Regions from separate parts of the Homo sapiens genome. Here region 1 is linked to region 2. The links are chromatin loops, found by intact Hi-C in ENCODE. Cell type or tissue: ascending aorta. All regions are shown on one strand. Each heading gives the region's core, and the rest is flanking DNA. Links, peaks and the distances in the headings are about the cores only. Region 1 overlaps CREB3L2 (cAMP responsive element binding protein 3 like 2). Region 2 overlaps CREB3L2 (cAMP responsive element binding protein 3 like 2).

Region 1 (2,912 bases), core at 132-2,631, 59 kb before region 2:
AATAGCCTCTTGAAAGTGCAGGGAAAGGCTAGGGAGGGGTGGGAGCCAGGAGGAGATTATGGCTATGTCTTGACTCACTAACTAGGAGATGTAGAATTAACTGTATTATCTGGACTCTTGGCGTCAGAGTAGAATACCAGGGCTGGAGGTAGCTAGCTGAGCCTGTAATCATGCTTACCATGCAGGACAAGAATGATTTGTTCTGTTTGGGATCGACAGCAGGTGGCAAGCTAAATGCCATTTTTCAAAGAAGCAATTTTTCCAGTTGCATATGGCTGTTCAAATATTGATGAGGGCACATGTGCCTGTCTGCAGCTAAAACTGCCGGCCTCAGCCTGACATGGCTCTACGCTGTCTGGTGACTCTCTTGGGGTAAATAGCCTTAAGCCTTAGCTGGGCATTTGGTAGGATTGAGGCCTATGGTTGCAGGGCATCTGAATTGTCCAAATGAGTGATCTTATGAGTGAGGGAGTGCTGCCCTTGTTTTCTGCCCCTGTGGAATCAGGATGGAAAGGAAATAATGAGACCCACTGTCTCTGGATCAACCTTGAGCCTATTTCTCTTTTTCCCTGCTCAGTGGATGCACCCTGGCCTTTCTAAATGAAGTGCTAAGGGATCTTGATTTTTCCTTGAATCAAATTGTATAGGTTATTCATGAGGCACATGGGAGAAGATGGGCCATTTTATCTATGGGGAATGTAAGACATAGAGCAGTAGAGATTTGCTCAGCACAAGTTCCTTGAGGACAGGAGACATGACTGTCTCTTCTATACCCTCATGGTCCTTAGTCAAGTGCAGGATGCCCAGAGAATCGTAAGTGCTTGATGCATAGTTAAGTAGAGTGAGGCAGTCCTGGAAAATGGATAAGCTGGGTGGCTTTGGCCTGTTTTTATATATTTTTAAAACTCTGGGCAAGACGTGGTAGCCCATGCTTGTAATCCCAGCGCTTTCAGAGGCTGAGGCAGGAGGATCGCTTGAGCCCAGGAGGTTGAGTTTACAGTGAGCTGTGATCACGCCTCTATACTCCGGACTGGGCAACAGAGTGAGACCCTGTCTCAAAATAAATAAATAAATGAGCAAACAAACAAATAAACTCTGGATTCTTGTAAACGGTTTTGCAAATGTGAAAATTCAGTATAATAGTGACTTGGGTAATTCAGTGTTGATATCTTTTCTTGTTTTGATTAGAGAACAAGGTGGGCGTGGGGTGATTGAAACAGTCCCTGTTTCCAGTGGGAGTGGAGTTGATGGCATGGTGGAAAGGGTGGGCTTTCAAGGCAGGCCATTTTGATGTTGAGGGACACAGGCTCTCTGGTGACCTTGGGTACATTACTTCACCTATTTGGATTTCAGTTTCTTTGCATGTCACTGCCTGATCCATAATAGAAGTACTTTTCCAACCTATCCCCTAAGTCAAATGTCTTCTCTTTGAGAACAAGGTGTCCCAACCTTAGGAGTCTGACATCATTCAGAAAGTGGAGAGAGCCTGTCATTATTCTCTCTCATGCATCTTTATTTCCTCTCCTCTCCAGCTCCTACATTGTGCTGTAAACACAGGCCTCTGCCTTGAACACATGTTTGCCAGATGCTCCCTCTTACTCATTTCTTTTCTCTTGTTTACTGCCAGGTTTTCTCAAGTGCGTGGTCACCAGCCATGGCCTCCATTTCCTTAGTCTCTACCCTGTATCCTCTGCCCGCTGGGTCCTACTGCTCAACCTCTCCCTGGCTGCTAAATCCAATAGTCTTTTCTCTGTCCTTACCTGCAGGGCCTCATGGGACTATTTGGCAATACTGACCACAGGATTGTCTCATAACTCGTTTTTGCTTTGGCTTCCATGACACTCTGGCAAGCTTAGTTCTTCCTCCTTTTCTGGCTTCCATACCAGCTGTTAAATGTGAGTGTTTTGGTACTTGGCCTTCTCTTCTCTCTGTATGTTCCCCTGGGCTCTGCTATAAACTTCAGTGCATCTGGTTCTCAGTTTTTTATACTTGTTATTTGTCTTTTGACGAAAAGCAGATCTTTGGAGTTTGACTCAAGCCTGCTAGGTCCACCTGAGCAGCAGAACAGCTCTGGCTGGGTAACCCTTGAATTTTCATGTGTTTCTTGATGTGTTTCAAAGAAGAGCTGGGATGTTGATCCTTCTTATCGCTGCACCCATTTATCTCAGGGCATGTTGAGTGACTCAGCTCTCTTGCAGTGTAAACCCAAGAGGAGCTCATGGGTCATTCCTGGGATTCAGCTGCTTCTACAGTCCGTGTCACTCATTAGAGGCAAGCTGTGTTTTGCCTAGACTTTTGCTTGTACTTTGGCTTGGGAAACCCTCTGTGGCATCCTGTGGGGGTAGGTCTAATCTTTTCGACTGTGTGGAAGGTCAATTCAAAAGTGAGACGTAACTTCTTAGATCACGTACCATATTTTCCTCTTGTGTGTACAGCTGCTCTGGGGCTCAGCTACAGTTACCTCATGTTGAATTGCCTGCTTTTGAGTTGCTGTATTCTGGTGTAGGTGTAATCTGTTTATTTGAACTTTACTGATATTACGAAGAGCTTTGGGGATTTTTTTTTAAAGAATTGAGATGGGTTATTCTGAACCATCCATATTTTAATGCCCGATTCTTGTTAGAATTATTAACAGTAGTTCTTGGAAGAGAGTTTTTCTTTGGAGGATAAAGCTTTTTTTTTTTTTTGAGGCAGAGTCTTGCTCTGTTGCCCAGGCTGGAGTGCAATGGCGTGATCTTGGCTCACTGCAACCTCCATGTCCCAGGATCAAGTGATTCTTGTGCCTCAGTCTCCCGAGTAGCTGGGATTACAGGTGCCCACCACCATGCCTGGCTAATTTTTTGTATTTTTAGTAGAGACAGAGTTTCGCTGTGTTGGCCAGGCTGGTCTCAAACTCCTAGCCTCAAGTGATC
Region 2 (2,912 bases), core at 254-2,753:
AAAGATGAAAATGAAAGCATATTCTAGGAAGAACAATGCGAGAAGCTGGTGTGCAAGTAGAAAATGCCAACATTTTATTGTTTTAATTATGTTAGTTTTTTAAAAGAGCTTTTTAAAAGATTGCTATGCAGTGAAGTGTTAGGTGTATTACGTGCATTATTTAGTTTAATTCTCATGACACAAGGCCGGAACTATTGTTAACTTCACTTTGCCGGCATTATTGTTAACCTCATAAACCAAGGTTTGGAGTATGGACATATCTTCCTCAGGCTTGCACAGCCAGGATTCAAATTTAGGGCTGACTGACTCCAAAGCTACATTGCCACAATGCCATACTGTGACCATTAGGATTGCAATGAAGGTGTTGTGTTTATAAGAATAAAGGGAGACAAAACTTTATGGGATAGTTGCAGGATGTTTAATTCAGAATCTTAAGATAATGGGGAGATAAAACTTGACACAAATTTTTAAGGGAAGTTGCCATGTGTATTCTCTGAACTGGGTGAAGAACATTTATGTTGTGAGGCAGGGGTTCAATCCTATTAGGAGGTTTCTTCCAACTGAGAGATTCTGTGATGTTGCTTGAATCCTTTGGCAGAAACATGCATTAAGGCCGAATAAGTATCTCCATCCTTATTGCTGATGTATCACAGCAAGTGATACCAGGAGCCTCTCCTTCTAACAAACTCTTGGCATGTTTCTACAGGTTTAGTGCAGGAGACCATGTGTTCATAGCGGATGACCGTCTGTGAGCCTATCTTTATCTAGCTTTAGAGGCTGACACAAATGAGGGAGCATGCTGTAGAAAGTGCCTGTGATTTGGAACTGGCTGAACATGGGCTAGAATATCAGTTTCACCTTTCATCAGCTGTGCATCTCAGGGCAAAATAGCTAATTATCCTGAGCCCCAGTTTTCTGATCTGTAAATGGGGACATGTTTTCATTTTCTGAAAATCGAGTATGTCAAGTACTTAGTCCATCACACAAGTCTAGCACCTAATCCTGACAACATCATTATCCATGATCATCACCATCATGGTTTTACACTTGTTAGAACCTCTCCATACAGTTGTATTGTGAGGCTTAAATATCTCTTTCCTAGGAGAAACAATAAGGAAAAAAAATTCAGTCAATTTGACATGAGTACCCTAGCTCAAGGTCTCTCAGTAGGGGACAGAGATCTTGGACAATGGACTAAAAGCCAATTTACAGGATTGTCGTGAGTATTGAGTGAGAAAAAGGTTATGAAATTATTTTGTAAACTCATAAAGTTTGATTCAAATATTAGAATGCTAAAATGTTATTATGCCATTGCCTTTGAAGGAATTAAACTAAAATCCCATAACCCTTGGGTTCACATGAGCAGTACTTCGCTAAAGCGTTTGCAGTATCCAGAAAGGCTTCCTCCTCGAGGCTCACTTTGCTCCTTTCTCTGGTTTTTGGCCTTCAGGACCATAAGGCCCCTTTCCAACTGGCTGGCATTAAAGATGGGCCCACTCTGGCCCGATCCTGGCACCAGCAATGGGATGTTGACCTGTCTGCTGAGTCTTGGAGCCCACCACTGCCAAGGACACCCAGCTGGAGCTAATTTGCTGGGCTGAGTCATAGCATCTGGTTGGAACCGGTTTCTTTTCCATCACAAGGATCTCCCTGAACCTACTGAGAGCTCACCACCTTGCTAAATTCTTGGGTGTGGGTGGGTGTTTAGGCACAGTTAGACTTCTGAGGAGGATCCTTTTCCAGAGGGGAGGTTATGATAATAAACTTGATAACAACTGTGAATGCTTCAAAACTGTCTATCGTTAGTGCTGAATGGTTTGTAACATGAGAATTACTGCATAATCCAAAGTAGGGGGAGTTCAGGGAAAGTTAGCAGAGTTAGAGAACGTTTATTATTGGTTATCCAGGGGATGTTCATGAAAACATTCATTAGTGCTGCTCAGAAGAAAGAAAACAGAGTGTCAGCAGAGTGCGCCAACCTGGGCAACTTCCATAGGAAAGCCTGGCCAATCAAAGAGAGCGTTGCCTCGGGATAGAATGGGATTCCAGAGCTTTAGTGGCCAGCACAGCAGATCGGGACTTGACCTTGTAGTTCAGGGAACAAAACTGTGGCTTGGAAATGCAGGGACTGTGGGTTTACCTCTTGCATTTGCGTGTTACATTCTGTTATTTATTTCTCTTTTTGTTAACTTAGTTTTGTCTTCAAAGGATCTCTGTCAAACAGTTGTAGAATAGTCACCATCAGGCAACCAGGAAATTTGTCCTTGGGGAGCTACTTAAGCAATCAGATGCTGACTTAGATTGTTGTATAATCAGGAAGTCTGGTTCTAATCTTAGCCTTGCCACTGTTCTGCTCCTTGCTGCCCAGAGTGTGGTCTGTGGAGTCACAGCGTTACCTGGGAGCTGATGAAAAATGCAGAATCTCGGGCCTGCTTAGACCTGTGAGTCAGAAGCGACGGCTTAGGAGCCCCAGGTAATTTATCTGCACATAAAACTTTGAGCACTGACCTAAGTGGTAAACTCTGGCAGGGCATGGGCATTTTCTAGTTTCTTATTTATTATTTTGTATCCCCAGCGTCTGTCTGAAGTTTAACACACAGTAGCTGCAAAATCCTTGAATCTTCCTCTTACCTTGGGCATATTTGAACTTGTAGGAACTTTGTAAGCTTCTAGGGACTTAACTGTAAAGTGGCGTAGGGAGAGGACTGTTGAGTGGAAATGGAGCCAGTGATTGAGAAACTGAGGTGAGCATAGAAGGACTGGTGGTGTGAGTTTTTTGTTGTTGTTGTTGTTGTTGTTTATTTTTTGTAGAGATGGGGTCTTGCCATGTTGCCCAGGCTGGCCTTGAACTCCTAGGCTCAAGCCATTTGCCTACCTCTGCCTCCCAAAGTGTGGGGATTACAGGTGTGAGC

What was found. Hi-C counts contacts between places; a loop is a spot of excess contacts. Peaks named below come from ENCODE experiments on the same cell type or tissue, not always from the same donor. Only the 100,000 strongest peaks of a DNase experiment are listed, where the experiment ranks them.
Region 1: it touches region 2 in a loop (2.6-fold over the local background); 48 of 110 quality-filtered maps call a loop at or near these places.

Annotation. Positions count from the first base shown.
Region 1 is chr7:137,991,683-137,994,594 of GRCh38, reverse strand. The region is part of intron 1 of CREB3L2 (cAMP responsive element binding protein 3 like 2); the gene reads left to right. Among named protein-coding and RNA genes, the nearest start is that of CREB3L2, 8.9 kb to the left of the region's middle. In ascending aorta, for the core only: no CTCF peak of the experiment used is centred there; a DNase peak (open chromatin) is centred at 1,672; H3K4me3 peaks cover 870 bases; H3K27ac peaks cover 2,500 bases.
Region 2 is chr7:137,932,465-137,935,376 of GRCh38, reverse strand. All of the region lies in intron 1 of CREB3L2 (cAMP responsive element binding protein 3 like 2), which reads left to right. Among named protein-coding and RNA genes, the nearest start is that of CREB3L2-AS1, 19 kb to the left of the region's middle. In ascending aorta, for the core only: no CTCF peak of the experiment used is centred there; DNase peaks (open chromatin) are centred at 1,556, 2,066 and 2,356; H3K4me3 peaks cover 1,875 bases; H3K27ac peaks cover 2,500 bases.